Linked DNA regions of Homo sapiens: region 1 is linked to region 2. Evidence: read pairs that join two places in POLR2A ChIA-PET (ENCODE). Cell type or tissue: Panc1. All regions are shown on one strand. Links, peaks and the distances in the headings refer to the core of each region. The heading gives the core; the rest is flanking DNA. Region 1 overlaps DNMT1 (DNA methyltransferase 1). Region 2 holds the start of PDE4A (phosphodiesterase 4A).

Evidence for each region. Peaks named below come from ENCODE experiments on the same cell type or tissue, not always from the same donor. Only the 100,000 strongest peaks of a DNase experiment are listed, where the experiment ranks them.
Region 1: POLR2A ChIA-PET joins it to region 2 with 12 read pairs; 4 of 35 experiments call an interaction of 5 or more read pairs at or near these places.

Annotation. Positions count from the first base shown.
Region 1 is chr19:10,182,159-10,191,961 of GRCh38, reverse strand. The region is part of intron 1 of DNMT1 (DNA methyltransferase 1); the gene reads left to right. Among named protein-coding and RNA genes, the nearest start is that of DNMT1, 7.9 kb to the left of the region's middle. RefSeq lists an enhancer at 7,527-8,027. In Panc1, for the core only: no CTCF peak of the experiment used is centred there; no DNase peak of the experiment used is centred there.
Region 2 is chr19:10,414,617-10,424,369 of GRCh38, reverse strand. PDE4A (phosphodiesterase 4A) reads right to left here and starts at 3,832. Exons shown (of 15, transcript NM_001111307.2): 1 at 3,286-3,832. The coding sequence starts at 3,605. RefSeq lists enhancers at 2,790-2,979, 4,160-5,039, 6,033-6,583, 6,584-7,135, 7,438-7,557 and silencers at 3,190-3,239, 3,470-3,939, 7,658-7,927. In Panc1, for the core only: CTCF peaks have their summits at 2,948, 3,207 (motif pointing left), 7,386, 7,590 and 1 weaker place; DNase peaks (open chromatin) are centred at 4,129, 4,549, 7,529, 7,559 and 1 weaker place; H3K4me3 peaks cover 6,044 bases; H3K27ac peaks cover 3,111 bases.

The DNA of each region.
Region 1 (9,803 bases), core at 1,804-9,803, 230 kb after region 2:
TAATCGCAGCTACTCGGGAGGCTGAGGCAGGATAATCGCTTGAACCCAGGAGCCGAGATTGCACCGTTGCACTCCAGCCTGGGCAACAGGAGCGAAACTCTGTCTCAGAAAAAAAAAAAATTTTTTTTTTTAGAGATGAGGGTCTTGCTTTGTTGCCCAGGCTGGTCTTGAACTCCTGGACTGAAGCAATCCTCTGCGTTGGCCTCCCAAAGGGCTGAGATTACAGGCGTGAGCCACAGGGCCCGGCCATTATTCCTCAAGAGTTCTTAAAAGTGGATGCTGCAGGAGTTAACTGCCAGGAAGCAGGAATTCCTGCTAAGGTCTGCTGCTTGCCAAAGCCTTTCCCTTCAACAGGGGTTGCCAGTAGGCCACTGGCTCAGGGGCTCTGTTGGCCCTGTGCAAATATTTTGTTTGGCTGAATTGGAATACCATTAGGTGAGCCTTACAATCCACCACTGACCCTGGGTTCCACATTTCTTTACACTCAGATTGCTTCACTGTAGGCATTGGAGTTTTGGAGGACTGCTTTTGACCATGTGGTAGACATTGAAATTGTAGTTTATATGACTCACTCCACAGACTTTTTTTTTTTTTTTTACATTTTGAAAATATTTCATTAAATGAAAAATAAACATGGTATCCAACAGTACTTGAAACTTAGATTTTTTTTTTTTTTTAATTGAGGCAGGGTCTTGCTCTGTGGCCCAGGCTAGAGTGCAATGGTGTGATCTCAGCTCACTGCAGCCTCCGCTTCCCGGGTTTAAGCAATTCTCCTGTCTCAGCTTCCCAAGTAGCTGGGATTACAGGTGTGCACCACCACGCCCAGCTAATTTTTCTTTTTCCCCCTCGAGGCTGAGCCTTGCTCTGTCGCCCAGGCTGGAGTGCAGTGGCCGTGATCTCGGCTCACTGCAACCTCCACCTCCCGAGTTCAAGCAATTCTCCTACTTCAGTGTCCCAAGTAGCTGGGATTACAGGCGCCCGCCACCAAGCCCAGGTAATTTTTGTATTTTTATTAGAGACTGGGTTTTGCCATGTTGACCAGGCTGGTTTCAAACTCTTGATCTCAAGTGATCCACTTATCTTAGCCTCCCAAAATGCTGGGATTACAGGTATGATGGTGTCCAGCCGGTTCATTGTTTTTATTTTATTTTATTTTATTTTATTTTATTTTATTTTATTTTATTTTATTTTATTTTTGAGACAGAGTCTTGTGCTGTCGCCCAGGCTGGAGTGCAGTGGTGCGAACTTGGCTCACTGCAACCTCCCCCTCCCGGGTTCAAGTGATTCTCCTGCCTTAGCCTCCTGAGTAGCTGGGATTACAGGCATGTGCCACCACGCCCGGCTAACTTTTTCTTATTTTTAGTAGAAACCGGGGTTTACCGTGTTGGCCAGGCTGGTGTTGAACTCCTGGACTCAAGTGATTCGCCTGCCTCAGCCCCGCAAAGTGTTGGGATTACAGGCATGAGCCACCGTGCCTGGCCTTTTAATTCATTCTTAAGCCTGCTCTCAGACAGCTAGGCTTGCTTCTCCACAATAAAGAGTGTTGAATTTTGTCGGTGTATCCCGCATGGTGCCATTATAACACTGAAATTAGTGATTATTTCAGGGTCTGTTACCAGAGCGTGTCTGCCGTATTCACTGTATCTGCAGCTTGGAGCACAGTAGACTCAAATGCTTGCATGCCAGCTCTTCCCCTGTACAGCCTGGATTAACACTGATGCTAGCAGACTCCTTTGCACAACTGATTAGCTTTCGTAACTACCACAGCTTTCTTACTGCTAGTCATTCTGTGATGGGATTAAGCTAGGTCTTGAACTCCTTAACTCCAGTTCCTTGGCTACTACTGAGTACATACTGAATAAGGCAAAATTGACTTACCTCTTTTGTTTTGCTCCCCTGTGGTAGAATTCTAGGGGTACAGACTGCTGGGTTTCAAATGCCGCCCTACTTGCCAGCCGTATGGCTAAGTTATTGAACTTCTTGGTGCCTTGGTGTTTCATCTATAAAAAGGGGGTGGGGCTGCCTGCTCGACAGGGGTGTTAGGAAGACTGAGCTTATCAGTACAGATATGTTGAGAGCAGCACCTGTCCAAAGCCCTTCATCACTGGTTATTACGTGGTACTGTGTGTACAGTGGGGATGCTGTGGGTTTGGTTCCAGACCACTGCAGTAAAGTGAATCTAGCAAGAAAGTGAGTCACACACACATTTTGGTTTCCTAGTATGTGTAAAAGTTATTAGACTAGGCCGTGTGCAGTGGCTCATGCCTGTAATCCCAGCAGTTTGGGAGGCCAAGGCAGGAGGATCGCTTGAGCCAAGGAGTTCAAGACTAGTCTGGGCAACATAGGAAGACCCCCCCCATCTCAAAAAAAAAAATAAAGCCAAAAGTGGTGGCATGCACCTGGGGTCCCAGCTACTCGGGAGGCAGAGGTGGGAGGATCACTTGAACCCATGAGGTCGAGGCTGCAGTTTGCCATGATTGTGCCACTGCACTCCAGCCTGGGTGAAGGAGTGAGACTCTGTCTCAAAAAAAAAAAAAAATCAGCTGGGCGTGGTGGCTCACGCCTGTAATCCCAGCACTTTGGGAGGCCAAGGTGGGCAGATCACGAGGTCAGGAGATCGAGACCATCCTGGCTAACACGGTGAAACCCCGTCTCTACTAAAAATACAAAAAAAATTAGCCAGGCATGGTGGCACACGCCTATAGTCCCAGCTCCATGGGAGGCTGAGGCAGGAAAATTGCTTGAACTTGGGAGGCGGAGGTTGCAGTGAGCCGAGATCATGCCACTGAACTCCAGCCTGGGCAACAGAGCGAGACTCCGTCTCAAAAAAAAAAAAAAAATCATCTGAGTCTTCAGCGATTCATAATCTTTTTGCAGGTGGAGGGTCTTGCCTCAAACTTGCCGGCTTAAAGGACATACATTTATTACCTTATGCAGGTCAGAAATCTGATGTGGGTTTCACCGGATGAAAATCAAGGTGTAAGCAGGCTGCATTCCTTTCTGGGGGCTCCAGGGGAGAATCTGTTTCCTATTTTGGGGTGTTGGCAGAAGGTGGTAGTTGTAAGACTCAGGTCCCATTTTCTTCACTGGTTCTAAACTGAGGGTCGTTGCCCGCTTCTGGAGGCGGTCTCATCCCTCGGCTCATGCCCCCTTCCTCTACCTTTAAAGTCAGCATTTGCGGGTTGCATCTCTCTCTGACCCGTCCTCCAACGTTGCCCGCTCTCTGCAGCTAGAAAGGTTCTGTGTTCTTAAGGGCTGAAGTGATTAGATTGGGCCCACCCCAGATAATCCAGGATAATCTCCCCATCTCAAGGTCTGTATTCTTAGTTACATCTGCAAAATCGCTTTGGCCACGTAAAGTAATATATTCACAGGTTCCAGGGATTAGGGCATGAACATTTTTCGGTGGGTCCACTCTTTTTGAGATGGAGTCTCGCTCTGTCACCCAGGCTGGAGTGCAGTGGCATGATCTCGGCTCACTGCAACTTCTGCTTCCTGGGTTCAAATGATTCTTGTGCCTCAGCCTCTTGAGTAGCTGGGATTACAGGCGTGAGCCACCAAGCCCGGTTAATTTTTGTATTTTTAGTAGAGATGGGGTTTTGCCATGTTTCCCAGGCTGGTCTTGAACTCCTGAGCTCAGGTGATCTACCCGCTTCAGCCTCCCAAAGTGCTGGGATTACAGGCATGAGCCACTGTGCCCAGTGGGTCTACTCTTTTGCCTACTGCGGATGCCTTCTTGGGCAGCCCTGCTCCAGCTGCCATGCAGCCGGCCTGAAGAAGCTGGTTTGACAGAGACTTGTAACTTGTCTTGCATGGTCCACTATATTTTATTTTTAGAGACAAGGTCTTGCTGTGTCACCCAGGCTGGAATGCAGCGGCACAATTATAGCTCACTGGGCTCTAGTGATCCTCCTGCCTCAGTCTCCTGAGTAGCTAGGACCACAGGTGCATGCTGCCACACCAAGCTAATTACTATTTTTTGTTTAGGCAGGGTCTCTGCTGTGTTGCCCAGGCTGGTCTTGAATTCCTGAGCTCTATTGATCCTCCCGCTTTGGCTTCCCGAGTAGCTAGGCCTATAGGCACATGCTAGCACACCCAGCTAATTACTAATTACTATTTTTTGTAGAGACAGGGTCTCGCTGTGTTGCTCAGGCTGGTCTTGAATTCCTGGGCTCTAGTGATCCTCCCGCCTCAGCCTCCTGAGTAGCTAAGACTATAGGTGCATGCCACCACACCCAGCTAATTACTATTTTTTGTAGAGACAGGTTCTCGCTGTGTTGCCCAGGCTGGTCTCAAATTCCTGGGCTCTAGTGATCCTTCCGCCTCGGCCTCCTGAGCAGCTAGGAGTACAGGTGCGTGCTGTCATACCCAGCTAATTACTGTTTTCTCGTAGAGACAGGGTCTCACTGTATTGCCCAGGCTGGTCACAAATTCCTGAGCTCTAGTGATCCTCCCGCCTCTGCCTCCCGAGTAGCTAAGACTATAGGTGCATGCTACCACAGCCAGCTAATTATTCTTTCTTGTAGAGACAGGGTCTCGCTCTGTTGCCCAGGCTAGTCTCGAATTCCTGGGCTCAAGTGATCTTCCTGTCCTGGCTTCCCGAGTGTAGAGATTACAGGCATGAGCCACTGCGCCCAGCCATGGTCTGCTGTATTTCAGACGAGCATTTCTGGCGTAGAGGTGTTAGAGTAATCTAACATTTTATAATTTCTTCCTATCCAATCTATACTAGATACCTCTGCTGGGTTAGTTTTCTTAACACGGCTCTGATGTCATTGGTTCTACTTCCCCTTGACTGCTTTGGTGTTTGTTAACTATGGAACAAGATGGATAAGTGTGATGCTTTTGCCCTCCCTCCGACTGTCCCCAGCCACCTCTCTGGAGGTGCCTTTCCCTCCCTGTATGTGGCCAGTCTCACGTTTGTTTCTTGTGTGTTTCCAGAACCAGCCACTTCTCAATGGTGCCCCTGTTTGAGCAGCTTCCTGTGCCCGGTTCACACAGAGCTGTCAACTTCTTCCTGAGGCTGTTATACCCTTTCTCTTGGGAATCCCGCAGGCGTGAGCTGTATTTGCCTTATTCCTCTGTGGTTGTTTATATATATCTTTTTTTTTTTTTTTTTTTTTGAGACGGAGTTTCACTCTTGTTGTCCAGGCTGGAGTGCAATGACGTGACCTTGGCTCACCGCAGCCTCCACCTCCCGGGTTCAAGCGATTCTCCTGCCTCAGCCTCCTGAGTAGCTGGGATTATAGGCATGTGCCACCATGCCTGGCTGATTCTGGATTTTTAGTAAAGACGAAGTTTCTTCATGTTGGTCAGGCTGGTCTCGAACTCCTGACCTCAGGTGATCCGCCCGCCTCGGCCTCCCAAAGTGCTGGGATTACAGGCATGAGCCACCGTGCCTGGCCAGCTGTTTATATATATCTTATCTCCCCTCTGCAGAGGGTTCATCTCTGAGGGAAGCACTAGGAAGGAATCATAGGGTCTCAGGCTGGGCACTAAGCCGGCATTCTGAGTCCTCTGCTCCGTCCTTCACGGCTGTCTGCGACCCTCCTGGCTTCAGCAGGTGTGATCGGTGTCATCACAGTTTTACCAGGGAAGGGATGTCGCTAAAGTTACCCTCCCGCCAGCTCCTCACTGCCTGCCTGGGATCCCACCTGCCACTCTGGGGCCAGGCAGGTTAAATCCAGTTTCTACTGGATGAAACATTCTAGGGGTTTTGAAGGTTTCTCTATTCTCTTTGCCAGGCTAAATATCCCAGTTCATATGAGGGGTTGAAAGAAAGCAGACCCATTCTGCAAGGACACCTTGGTCTCCGCAATCAGTTGAACCTTGTCCTTCACACCCCAGGCAACCTCGGGATCAGGGGACTGGCTGGCTTGGTCGAGGTAGAAGCCATGTCCTTCCAGTTTTCTCAGCGGCGTGACTGAGAAGTCAAGTGTAACGCTATTACCACAGCGTGTGTGCCTCTGGCTGGAAGTACCAGTTTCTGTAGCCCTCCTGACTTAAGGCTCTCCTTGGACCCCAGTTGCTACAAGGGTAGAATGACTTTTGCCTGGAAGAGGTTCCTTGTGCTCCTGGAAATCCTGATGTCAAAGCATCTTTTTTTTTTTTTTTTTTTCTTTTGAGACAGGGTCTTGTTCTGTTGCCCAGGCTGAACAGGCTGGATTGCAGTGGTACCATCATAACTCACTGCAGCCTCAACCTCCCAGGCTCAAGCGATCCTCCCACCTCAGCCTCCCAAGTAGCTGGTACCACAGGTGCACACTAACCACACCCAGCTAATTTTTACATTTTTTTTGTAGAGATGGGATCTCTCAGTGTAGCCCAGGCTGGTCTCAAACTCCTGACCTCAAGTGATCCTCCTGCCTTGGCCTCCCAAGGTGCTGGGATTACAGGCATGAGCCACTGCGTCTTGCCTGGCCTTGTAGCACCTTGAGTCCAAGTGATACAGTATATATAATATACAGTCTATATTACCACTGTGTTTGTAGGGTGCTAAGTGTCTCTTCTACAGAGCAGTCTTTTTTTTTTTTTTTTGAGACAGAGTTTTGCTCTGTTGCCCAGGCTGGAGTGCAGTGGCATGATCTTGGCTCACTGCAAGCTTCACCTCCCGGGTTCACGCCATTCTTCTGCCTCAGCCTCCTGAGTAGCTGGGACTACAGGCGCCCACCACCACGCCTGGCTAATTTTTTGTATTTTTAGTAGAGGCGGGGTTTCACTGTGTTAGCCAGGATGGTCTCCATCTCCTGACCTCATGATCCGCCCACCTCAGCCTTCCAAAGTGCTGGGATTACAGGCGTGAGCCACCGTGCCCGGCCCTACAGAATGGTCTTTCCTAACCACACAGCAAGTCAGGAAGTCCCTGCCTAGTGACACCTACATCTAATCACTTAGCTCTTTGCCTGGAGCAGGGCCTGGCATTCAGCAGGTGCTCATATGTGAGCGGCGCTGGTGGGGAATCAGGGCCCGCATGACCCAGAGCAGCTGTTGTAAGACATGGGTCCAGCAAAGCATTCCTCATGCTGCTGCCTGCACTTACCCTCTAGGAAGGCCAGCCTGGAGGAGCCACTTCTGCCCTTCAGGCAAATGATAACTGAGCACCTGTCTGTGCGGGTGCTAGGTGGAAAGGTCCAGAGATGGCAGTGGCCTGGTCCCTGCCTGGGGCACCTTCTCTCCACCAACAGACACTTACCCAGCTGGTTAGGCCTGTTCTCACCCCGCAGTCTGTAGTTAGCACCCAGGCTGGGAACAACAGCCTGTGTTCCTCTCCCTTTCCTTGGTACCTTCTCTTCTTGTTCCTTTATTTTTTTCTGAAGAGATAGGATCGCCCTATGTTGTCCAGGCTGGACTCGAACTCCTGCCCACAAGCCATCCTCCCACCACAGCCTCCTGAGTAGCTGGGGTTACAGGCACGCAGCACCGCGGCACTGCACCGGCTATTGTTCTTTTATTTTTTTCCCTCTTTGTCCCTGAAAGAGTCAAGCTACTAATTGTCAGTAATCAAATCAGACCACGATTTCCCAGGCAAACTCCTGGCAGTTCTACATTTAGGAATGACTAGCTAGAGACATCCTGAAGAATGAGTTATTCGGGGAGGCGCCAGCCACCTCCTCTAACTTCACCTCTATCTGCCCTCTGTGTGGGTACCCCTTGCTTCCCTGGATGCTTGACTCCCCCATTTCATCCTCAAAATGCCACCACCCCCCACCAGGCCTTTAGGAACATCAGCTGGCTGTTCCCCACAGTGTCCTGTGGCCCTGGGCTACTCATTCTGACACTGGCCATACTGTGGCACACCTTGTTATGGGCTGTTGTCAGACCCAACTGGAGAAAGACCAGCTGTAGGTCATTTCCCTTACGGGAGTGCCCCAACTATATGACCTGCCCCCTCTTTCCTGGTATCTTTTTGAGTCAGGGTCTCACTCTGTCTCCTAGATTGGAGTGCAGTGATGCAATCACGGCTCACTGTGGCCTCGACCTCCCAGGCTCAGGTGATCTTCCTTCCTCAGCCTCCCAAGTAACTGGGACCACAAGCACATGCCACCAAACCCAGTTATTTTTATTTTATTTTATTTTATTTTATTTTGAGACAGAGTTTCACTCTTGTTGCCCAGGCTAGAGTGCAATGGTGTGACCAGCTCACTGCAACCTCTGCCTCCCGGGTTCAAGTGATTCTCCTGCCTCAGCCTCCCAAGTTGCTGGGATTACAGCCACCCACCACCACGCCTGGCTAATTTTTGTATTTTTAGTAGAGATGGGGTTTCGCCATGTTGGCCAGGCTGGTCTCAAACCCTTGACCTCAGGTAATCCACCCACCTTGGCCCTCAGGTAATCCACCCAACTGCTGCTGTATGTTGGGATTCCAGGCATCAGCCACCACGCCCAGCCACTAATTTTTGTATTTTTGTAGAGATGGAGTTTCGCCATGTTTCCCAGGCTGGTCTGAACGCCTGGGCTCAAGTGATCCGCTCGCCTTGGCCTCCCAAAGTGCTGGGATTATAAGCGTGAGCCACCATGCCTGGTCTCTGGTACCTTTTAAAATATACAGGCTGGGCATGATGGCTCATGCCTGTAATCCCAGCACTTTGGGAGGCTGAGGCAGGTGGATCGCCTGAGGTCGGGAGTTCGAAACCAGCCTGACCAACACGGAGAAACCCTGTCTCTGCTAAAAATATAAAATTAGCTGGGTGTGGTGGTGCATGCCTGTAATCCCAGCTACTCGGGAGGCTGAGCCAGGAGAATCGCTTGAACCTGGGAGTCGGAGGTTGAGCTGAGATCACACCATTGCACTCCAGCCTGGGCAACAAGAGCAAAACCCTATCTCAAAAAAAAAAAATATATATATATATACACACGTATATATACGTGTATATATATATACACACACATATGTATACATATATACGTATGTATACACATATATACGTATATATACACATATATATGTATATATACACACATATACGTGTATATATATACGTGTATATATATATGCATGCCAGACATGGTGACTCATGCCTGTAATCCTAGCACTTCAGGAGACTGAGGCAGGCGGATCACTTGAGGTCAGGAATCTAAGACCAGCTTAACCAACATGGTGAAACCCTGTCTCTACTCAAAATACAAAAAATTAACGAGGCTGGTGGCACCTATAATCCCAGCTACTTGGGAGGCTGAGGTGAGAGAATCACTTGAACCCAGAAGGTGAGGGTTGCAGTGAGCTGAGATCGCACCACTGCACTCCAGCCTGGGCAACAGAGCGAGACTCCATGTCTGTCTGTCTGTCTATCTATCTGTATAATGTATATGTATGTATGTATATATGTGTGTGTATATATATACACATATATACATACATATATACACACATACTCTGTTACAGAGCTGCTGTGTGTGTGTGTATATATATATACACATATGTATATATACACATATACACATATATATGTATATATATACACACATATATATACACATATATATGTATATATATACACACATATATATACACATATATATGTATATATATACACACATATATATACACATATATATGTATATATATACACATATATATGTATATATATACACACACACACACATACACATAATTGTGTTACAGAGCTGCTATGTAATCTCACAATCATCAGAAAAATGACCCCCAAAAGGGGAACCTTGTTCAGATCAGATGACTTCTTAGCATTAGGCATTCCAGTAGGACACTCTAGACTCTTGCGGGGAGACAAAAGCCAGCTTAGTTTTTTCTAACACTCATATGTTAAACTTGTTTGTGTCCAAAACTT
Region 2 (9,753 bases), core at 1-8,000:
CAGCTCGGCTGCCTCCACCTGCTCCTGGGGCCACACTGTGCCCCCACCTCGATGGGGAAGTTTTAGGGCCCAGGGAGGGGGGACGCAGGGTCCGTATGTTGGCCCCGTCCCCAGTTCAGACAGCTCCCCACCCCCACCACCAAAGTCCTCCTCTTCCTCCCTCTCCATCTGCCTCTTGACAGATCGTGGCTGTGCCGTGACTCAGCCGTCTCATACATCTTCAGGTCTGGAGGGGAGGTTTGGATGACATCTCCGGTTGGGGGTGGGCAGTGCCCTCTCTCTGGGGATTCCTTTGACCCAAATCGGGGGAGCTCGCTGGACTCCTTTTGCGGTAGCTGGATGAACTCCAGTGTGGGGAGCACTGAATCCTGTATGTGCCCTGGTAAAAACCCCCTTTTTGAAGAAATGCCTGTTCTAAGCATTGAGGTTGCCATCAGACACCTTCCTCCTTTTCCCTGGGAATGGGGGAGGACCCTGGCACTGATGCCAGCTACAGCCCACCCATCAGTCCCAGCTTTGGACCTCAGCACAGACACTGAAGGGTGCACAGGCCCACAGTGAAACAGAAACCCGAGTCTACGTGGGGATGTGGTTAAGGTTCCTGTTTTTTTCTACTCACCCTGGAGAAATGGGATCCACCCAGGTCCCCCCTCCTTAGTCCAGGTCCCTGAATGGAGATCTACTGATTATGTTAAGTCCTTTACACACATCTCCAAGCTCACAGAACCCTCAAAGTGACCCCCACATGGCAGTGCCAACAAAAGCCCCACTCTACAGACTGGAAAATTAAGGCTCAGAGAGGGCAAGACACTTATACAAAGATGCACAGGAATTGGGCGGACCTGCGTTGCAATTCCAGCTCCCCCATCTCCTGGTTGTGTGAGTTTGGGTGAGAAAGAGAAAAGGTTTAGCTGGGTGCAGTGGCTCATGCCTGTAATCCCAGCACTTTGGGAGGCTAAGGGGTGGGCAGATCACCTGAGGTCAGGAGTTCGAGACCAGCCTGGCCAACATGGTGAAACCCCATCTCTACTAAAAATTCAAAAATTAGTCAGGTGTGGTGGTGGGCGCCTGTAATCCCAGCTACTCCGGAGGCTGAGGCAGGAGAATCACTTGAATCCGGAAGGCAGAGGTTGCAGTGAGCTGAGATCACGCCACTGCACTCCAGCCTGGGTGACAGAGGAGACTCTGTCAAAAAAAAAAAAAAAAAAAAAAGAGAAAGGGTTTTGTCTCTGGGCTCCAGTTTCTCCATATGCCAGCAGGAATACCCTGCTGGAATACCCAGGGCACTGGGGATGAGGATGCATATGGAAAAGTCCCTGGCATGGAGCCGGAGGGTGAGCCATTGCGAGATGGATACCCACCAAAATAATGATGATTATTACCACTCAGCCACTGTCCCCTAAGACTCAGTGCCCCAGAGACCAGGCTAGGAGGAGTCCCTGGAGCCTTGCAAAGAAATGGGGCCTGGAACCTACTTCACTTCACCCACCCCTTGGTGTCTTAGGACAGTGACCTGTGCCAGTTTGGCCCCCTGCCCCAGTTTTAGCATTTTCTGTTGATTCCAACTTTCTCTTCCTTCAGCCTCTCTCCAGTTCCCTTTGGGAAATGTCAGCCCATGTATGCTGGGCCCGTGACACTTGCTTCCTGGTGGGTAGAAGGGTGCAGGGGGACTGGGGCTGGGGGGTGATCAGAACAGAGGTGGGGGTGGCCTGGAGGGCTGCAATGACTGCTGAAGACCCCCAAAGAGACTTAGGAAGAGTAGGGCTACATCTTAGAGAGGCCTCACTCAGGAGCTCCAGGGATAAGGAGCCCAAATCTGACCGTCTTGGTGATATCCCCAGCAGTGGGGCATCCAGGTAGAGCACACGGGCAAAGCTGTCAGTTGCACACATCGCTGGAGCACAAGCAATCAGACCCTGGAGCACCATCAGAGGAGGAACAATAACTAAGAACACCAGGTGGTTAGAGGACACCAGTTCTTAGGATACACCAGGCAGAGGGAACACAGACCACATGTCAGAGCACCGACGCTCAGACGTGAGCACCTGGTGAAGACTAACACACAGCCACTGTGTTTCAATCACAGTGTCCAAGGAGCACAGACTGTTCCACGAACTCAATCACATTGTTCCCCAAGTGTAAACACCCCAGTGCCACAATCACTGCATGCCAGAAATGACACTGTCACAATCACATTGTCCCTAGACCACCAACACCATTGCACAATCACTGTCCTAGGAGCAGAAACAGTCACTCTATCCCAATCACTGCATCCCATGAGGCCACAGTCACCCTGTGACAGTCACAGCATTCTTGGAGCACACACAGTCACTGTCGCAAACCCTGTCCCAGAAACACACAGTCACACTACCCTGGAAATACACAGTCACACTGTCACAATTACACTGTCCCTGGAGGACACAGAGTCATCGTGTCACCATCACAAGACCCCAGAAGCTCACACAGAGCACACAACTGAGGTAGCCACAGCTGGTCATACCCGGACAGCTGGAGCAAACGGAGGTCAATCGGAGAATACCCTCAGAGGAGACCAAGCTCAACACACATGCACCCTCACTATGCTGTCACCTCTGCAGTCAGGGACTCCTTCCCTCTGTGCTGGGACTGCGCCCCCCCTCCACTGTTTCCTGCCTCTGAACAGCTACTTAACGCTAACACTCTTGCCCTGAGAGGGGAACTCCAATCTAACGCAAGGCTCCCAAAACAGTGCTCCCCCAAGAGGCACCCTCTGGATTTCTGACCCCAGCTGCTGCAGGAGGAGTCCACTAACATCCCCGCAATAGAGTCCTCCATCCCCTAGAAGGACCCTGAGAGCACCCCACCCTGAAGTAAAGATCCTGGTCCTAGCAGGCACCCCCTTATGGAGTGCTCCAAGAGTACCCCAAACACTGCGAATCTAGCCCTCAGTATAGTGCCCCCAGGAAGGTCCCTCCAAGTGGTTCCCAGCTTAGCAGCTGTTCTGCACTGTCACCAAGAATACAGACCCCTAAGTGTGCAGCCCCCTTCCCCAACCCAGACCTCGTTAACACCACGCGCAGCGTGGCGCCCCCTAAATGGACCCCAGGATGGGCTTCAGCAGGAAGCCTCCCGTAGAGCGCACAACCAGGGGCCAGGTCCCAGACGCCCCCGCAGCCGAATTCCCTCCGCCCCCGCCAGCCAAACCGACCCCACCCGCATCCTAGCGCCCCCTGCGGCCGGCAGCTCGAGTTGCCTCCTCCCTGCGCGCCCATCCGTTCCGCGCGCATCCGCCGCGGGGAGTCTTACCGCCTGCTGCTGCCTCCGCCCGCGCCGCCGCTGCCGGTGCCAGTGCCATGGAAGGACGAGGGCCAGGACATGCGGGTCGTGCGCAGGCCGGGCCGGTCGCTGGTGTCCATGGCATCGGCGCGCTCTATGGGCCGGTGCGGCTGCCGCTCCCGCTCGGCGCGCTCCGCGCTGTCGGAGTAGCCGCGCTGCTGGATACGGATGGGGGTCCGAGGCTGCCGCCACAGGTGCTGCGGGGGAGGCTTCAGGGTGGCCTGGCCCTCCCGGGGCCCGGGCAGTGACAGAGACAGGCTCCTTTCCGAGGGGACGGTCGGGGGTTCCATGGCGCCGGCCCCCACTTGCGCCCCAGGGGGCCCTGGCCCTTCCAACCTACACCCCGCTCAGCTGCGCGCAAGCCAGCGAGCCCAGGGCCCCGCGGGTGCGCCCGGCCGCGGTAGGGCCATGGCGCCCCGGGGACAGACCCGGGGGCGCTGCGGGCCAATCGCCCCCGGGCCGGGCTCTGCAGCTTCCTTTCGGCGCCTGGAGCTCTGCTCAGTGCCCGGCGGCGCTCTCCGCGCTCCGCGCTCCGCGTTCCGCGGCCCGCTCGGCGCCAGCCCCGGCTCCTCCGCCCCGTCCCGCCCCTCCCCGCCCCCCGCCCGCCGCGGCTGTCAGCGCCGCCCCCCTCCTCCTCCGTCCGGGCCAGCGGGGGGCAGCTACCTAAGGAGGGGGGCCCTTCCCGCCCACGCAGATCCCCGCTCCGGGCTGGGAGGGGGCGCTGGAACTCGTCTGTCTTCAAAGCACCCTGCTTGGCCGCGGCGCGCACAGGCACGAAGGAGTTAAACGGTTAATCCGATCTGGAAGCAGACACCGGACTGGTTGCCAGAGTGTCAGTCAGTCGGTCCATCATGGCGAGGGCGGAGTCCGGTGTTGGCGTGTCCTCGCCGCTACCCCTGGCGGGGGGCAGTTTTTGAGGAGTGGTCCTAGTGCCACCGGCGCGGTACCTGCAGCGGGCGGCGGCAGAGTGTGTGGGATCTCCTGTCTGTGCGTCGGAGGATAGTGATGGTGCGGGCCCGGGGCGGGATGTGCGCGCACGTGGCCTCTTCCGAGGGTTGTCTGTGTTTTCAGTGTCGGCTGGAAGTGTGTGTGCGCACGTGGTTGGCTGCTGTTGTCTGCCCGTTTCTCTGGATTTGGCTGTGTGTATAACTGTGTGTGTCTGTGGGTGAAGGATGTGTGCGCACATGTGCTACCTATTTGGAGGATGTGCATCCCTACGTGGTCTTTTTTCAGGTGGCCTGGGGACTGTGAATGTGTTCTCAAGCGCTTGGATGCGTTTGTGGTCGGTGTGTGCTTGCGGAGTTGTGCACGCGATTCGGCCTCTGTCGTCTGACTGTAGTGTCGGAGGACGTCTATGTATGTTAGTGTGTGCGTGTGCGTGAGTGTATGTGTGTGGTCGGCCTGGGGCCTCTGGGGTGTTTCTGGGGTGTGTCCCATTGGTTCCCTTGTGGCTCCAGGAAGACACCCTGTGGCGGATACCGCAGCTGCCGGCCCACCGCTCTATACATCGCTGCCTCTTCTAAAGCGCTTCTGCCAGAGGTAAACTGAGGAAGGTCCCAGGTAGCCGCGGAGCGCACCCCCGTGCCCTTTTCAGGCGAGTAAACAGGCGAGCCTCCTCCCTGCGGCCCCCGCCAGCAGAGCCCCCCTTCCGGCACCTAAATCGGGAGTCGCCGTGACTCACGCTCCCGCCTCCCCCAGCGCCGCGCCGAGCGAGCAAGCAGAGAGCGAGCGGGATCCGAGTGCGCCCCCATCCCCCTCAACCCCCCCAAGGATGGCTGCTGGGCGGGGGGAGTGCACGCGCCCGCGTGTCCCACCGCCCCCCCCCCCCACGCCGATAAGAGCTCGAACGCGAAACTGCTCTGCTGCGGGACCCGGGGACCAGACCCCTGCCCCCGTGCGCCCCCTGTCACGGGCTCCCCAGGGCACGCGATGCCGTTTGCCACCGCCCTCCCCCCGCGCCCTTCTCCTTATTTGAAAAAAAAAAAAAAAAAAAAAAAAGACTGCCGGTCTTCAACCCCCACAGCCACTTTTCTCCCCGCCAGAGGGGGCTCCCGGCGTGGGCGAACGCCGAGCAAAAACCGGCCCCCCCATCAGCAGCCGCCGGGTATTCCAAGGGCCAAAACTGTGTTCCCCACTTCTCTCAGGAACACCCCCCCCATTACACACTCAAAACGGCTTCTAGGGAATTTGCAGGGGCTGTGAGTTCTCCCCAGATCATATTTGAGAGTCCTGGGCTGGGCCAAATTCTTGGCGGGGTATGCTGTAACGTTGGTTAGAGATCTGGAAGCGGGTGGGAGTGCGTAATGTGAGGTGGGTGGGGGTGTCAGGACACAGCTGGGGTTGCAGAAGAAGGAGGAAACGAGGAGCGGTGGCCTGAGCTGGGGGATAAACTGATCTGGACCTGAGGCTAGTGGGATGGGCGTGGAGAGGTATAATTAAGCAGCTCCAGGGGCGAGAGACAGTCACTTGCTCTCCCTATCTGGAAATGAACCATTGGACCATGACGGAAACAGAGACCCTGGAACCCTCCAATTGAGTAGATGGGGGTGGGGGTGGATTGGAACTGCCGAAAGCGGTGACCAGAGGAGGGCATGGGGGCAGGGGCCGGCCAGAAGCCAGGACCAGCTCAGCTGTCTGACTTTCCAGCTCATTCTTGAGCCAAGAGGGGGGTTGAGTACTCTGGGAAACTGGTTGGGTACCTGGAAGGTCCCCAGATGAGAATCAGCAGGAGGTGCTGTGTGAACCCAGAGCTCGCAGATATTTCTCACATCTCCCCAGGAGAAAGAAAAATACTAGTCCAGACCCCTTCCAAGACTCCACCATCCCCTTCAAGGCGGAGAAGAAACCTGATCCTCCCAGGCGGGGACATGAAAGCCGGTGCACAGCCGCCTGATCAACCTGCCCCAGCTCTGTGAATATGGGAGCATCTTGGGGGCTGGAGACATGACACCCCTTTCCTCAGTCCTGCCCCTTGCTGACTCAGGCAGCTGGAAAATGAAATAAGGGGTTCCTAGAGCCTGCGAAGGGTGCCTTGGGGTAGGGGTGTCACAGCCCGCCACAGGACAAGTTGCAGCTAGTTTTGCAAACGGCAGGGAGCATGGAGATCGGGAAGGGCTGGTGGCTGGACCTAGCCCAGTTGGCACTGTGCCTCCCCAACCCACCTCCCACTCTGCTCCCTCTCCTACCTACCTGTCGTTCTCGGCCCTGGTGATGGAAATCCGCGGTGGGATCAGCAGCGGCAGGGTGGTGGGCCGTGGCGGCAGAGGGACCCCAGGGTCCGAGGGCTCAGGCTGGGCCCAGCCCAGGCCAGGACCGGACGAGAGGCGGCGGCGAGGGCGACGCAGGTCGGCCCCCAGCATGTTGGCACGGTCGGATTCGGGGGTCTCCCTCGACCTCTGGGGAGGGACAAAGTGGAATAGGGGCGTGGCCTGGCTGGGAAGCTCTGAGCCCCTCTCCCCAAGAACACCCCTACCTAGCTGTCTAAGGGAGTAGTTAATGGCGGTATAGGCTCCCCTTCACGTGTGAGCCACTCGCTGACCCCTCACACAGAGGGTGCCCTGCCATCCCTTAGGTCTGAGAGTGCCCCTTCTCAGCCATAATTTTTGTGGGGTCCCCTCTCGATGCCCCAGCCTTGGGGTCTGTCACATCTAGACATTCTGTCTCAAGTGTGAGACCTCTCTAACACATCACCTTTTTAGGGTCTCTTCCCAACCTCCACGTCTAAGAGGGCCCCTCTTGGTCTTAATGTCAATGCCCCCCTCCCATCCCTCACATCTGAGACTCTCAAGACCTCACCACCCCTAGCGCCCCCTCCCACCTCCTCGCCAAAATCCTCTCCTCATTTGAGAAGCCTTTGCCTGCTGTCCCTGGGCCGGCTGAGAGCCTCTTAGGGCAGCAGGAGAAAAAATGGAATCAAGGGGGTAAACTGAGGCACGAGGGGACCAAACTCCTCACAGCTTGGAGGTAGTGAAGCCACGTTCAGGAAATAGCCGTGGTCACTAGAGGGCGCTAGTCTCCCCCAAGGGGCGAAGCCCCGCCCCTAGCCCAAGCCCCTCCTCTCGCACCTCGTCCCCGGTCCCTGCCACGGACAGGGCACTGCGACTCCTCTTCATCTCGCCAACCTAGCGCGCCGTTGGGACTGCGGTGGCCATGTCGGCAGGGCCAGGGCCTCCTACAAGACCAAGCCAAACGCATCTGCCATCAGTGCCCCAGGGCTCCCCCTGCCGGTCGGGCCTAGAACCCGCCCCCGCCACTTGCCTATTGCCTCTCCTGGGGCGTGACGTCAGCGGACTGACGCACCACCAATGTGGTGACGTCGCCCCCGTTGCCAGGGCGACAGCTGACGCACGGCTGGGCTCCTGACGGCGTCAATGCCGGGGTTGGCCACTGGGGGGCCGAGAGCCTCCGGGCCCGGGTCGCCCCAGCCCCCACCCTTCCTCCCGCGGGGGCTTCCCCGGCTCGGGGATCCCGCAGAAAAAACTGGGAGCTCCCAGAGCTGGCCGCGTGCGGCGCGTGGTCCGAGCCGGGGGCCGGAGGAAGCGTCTCCTCCGAGCTGTTGGGCTTTTAAGCCTTAAACCCGAAATAGCTCCGATGTGCGGGGGCCGGGCGCAGAGAGACGGCGGCTTGGGCACAGATGGGGGACGCACAGGCAGAGGCGCGTGGAGACAGACAGGGACGTGTGGAAATAGAAACAGACAGACAGGGACACAGACGCCGTTCCCGAAGACGGGTGCGCTCTGCAGCCACCGATCCTTGTCTGAAATGCTTGGGGGAGGGAGAGGCTGGCTTACTTTACCTTGGCACCCAGGCGCTGAAGATTATTGCTGTGCGGCCATGGGTCAGTGTCTTAAACTCTGTGAGCCTCAGTTTCTTTTCTGTGAAATGGAATGATATTCCCTACAGGGTCCATGTGAGAATGAAATGAGATCAAACCATATTGAACAGAATAGTGTCTGGCACTCAGTAAATATTTAATAAATGGTAACATCTGACCCTGTGGGAGCCTGTTAGAACTCGATTCAGATCATGATCTTCCTCTACTCAGAGCCCTAATAGCTCTTACCTCACTCAGAGGAAACGTCAAAGTCCTCGCGTGGCCCACACAGTCCTGCTAGATAACGCCCAGTCACCTTCCTGCCCTCAGCTCCAGCCACACTGGTCTAGCTGTTTCTGGACACAGCAAGCATGCTGGTGCCTCAGGCCCTTTGCACTTTCAGTTCTGTCCACCTGGAACTCTTCCCCCAAATATCCGCAGGTTGGCCAGATGCGGTGGCTCAGGCCTGTAATCCCAGCACTATGGAAGGCCAAAGCAGGTGGATCACTTGAGGTCAGGAGTTCGAGACCAGCCTGGCCAACATGGTGAAACCCCATTTCTACTAAAAATACAAAAATCAGCCGTGCGTGGTGGCAGGCGCCTGTAGTTCCACCTACTTGGGAGGGTGAGGCAGGAGACTGGCTTGAGCCTGGGAGGTGGAGGTTGCAGTGAGCCGAGATCGGGCCACTGCACTCCAGCCTGGGCAACAGATCGAGACTCCATCTCAAAAAAAAAAAAAAAAAAAATCCGCAGGTCCCTTACCTCTTTTAGGTCTTTGCTTATATCTCATCCTTTCAGGCATTTCTTTCTTTCTTACCCCACCCCCACTTAAAATTATAATACAACCTCCTAGGACTTCTGGTCCCCCTTTTCCCGCTCTTCCCCCCTCATACCACACTATGTAATTTGTTTATTACATTTATTGTCTGTGTCTCCTCACACTGGAATATTAGCTGCAGGAGGGCACGAAAACTTTGTTTAATTATTATGTTAACAATAATGTAGTATTATTCTTTACTATCTCCTGAGCGTCCTGAACAGAATCCGGAACATAATAGGCTTTTAATAACCTGTTCAATGTCAGGTTATTATTGAGAGCCTGATAGTGTAATGTTCCTAACAGTTCTACTGTGTACTAGCTGGTTTATCCCCTACTTTGGTTCTTTTGTTTCTACTTTTTAAATAGAGACTGGGGTCTCACTATGTTACCCAGGCTGGTCTCAAACTCCTGAGCTCAAACTAAAGCTCAAACTCAAAGTGCTGGAATTACAGGTGTGAGCCATCACACCCAGCCTAGTTCTCATTTCTTTATTTTTTTTAATATTTATTTATTTATTTATTTATTTGAGACAGGGTCTCACTCTGTTGCCCAGGCTGGAGTGCAGTGGCACCATTGCACAGCTCACTGCAGCCTCGACCTCCCAGGCTCAGGCTATCCTCCCACCTCAGCCTCCAGAGTAGCAGCTGGTACTACAGGCACGCGCCATCATGCCTGGCTAATTTTTGTTTTTGTTGTTTTGTAGAGATGGGGTCTTGCCATGTTGCCCAGGCTGGTCTCAAACTCCTGGACTAAAGTGCTCCTCACACCTCAGCCTCCCAAAGTGCTGGGATTACATGAACCCATG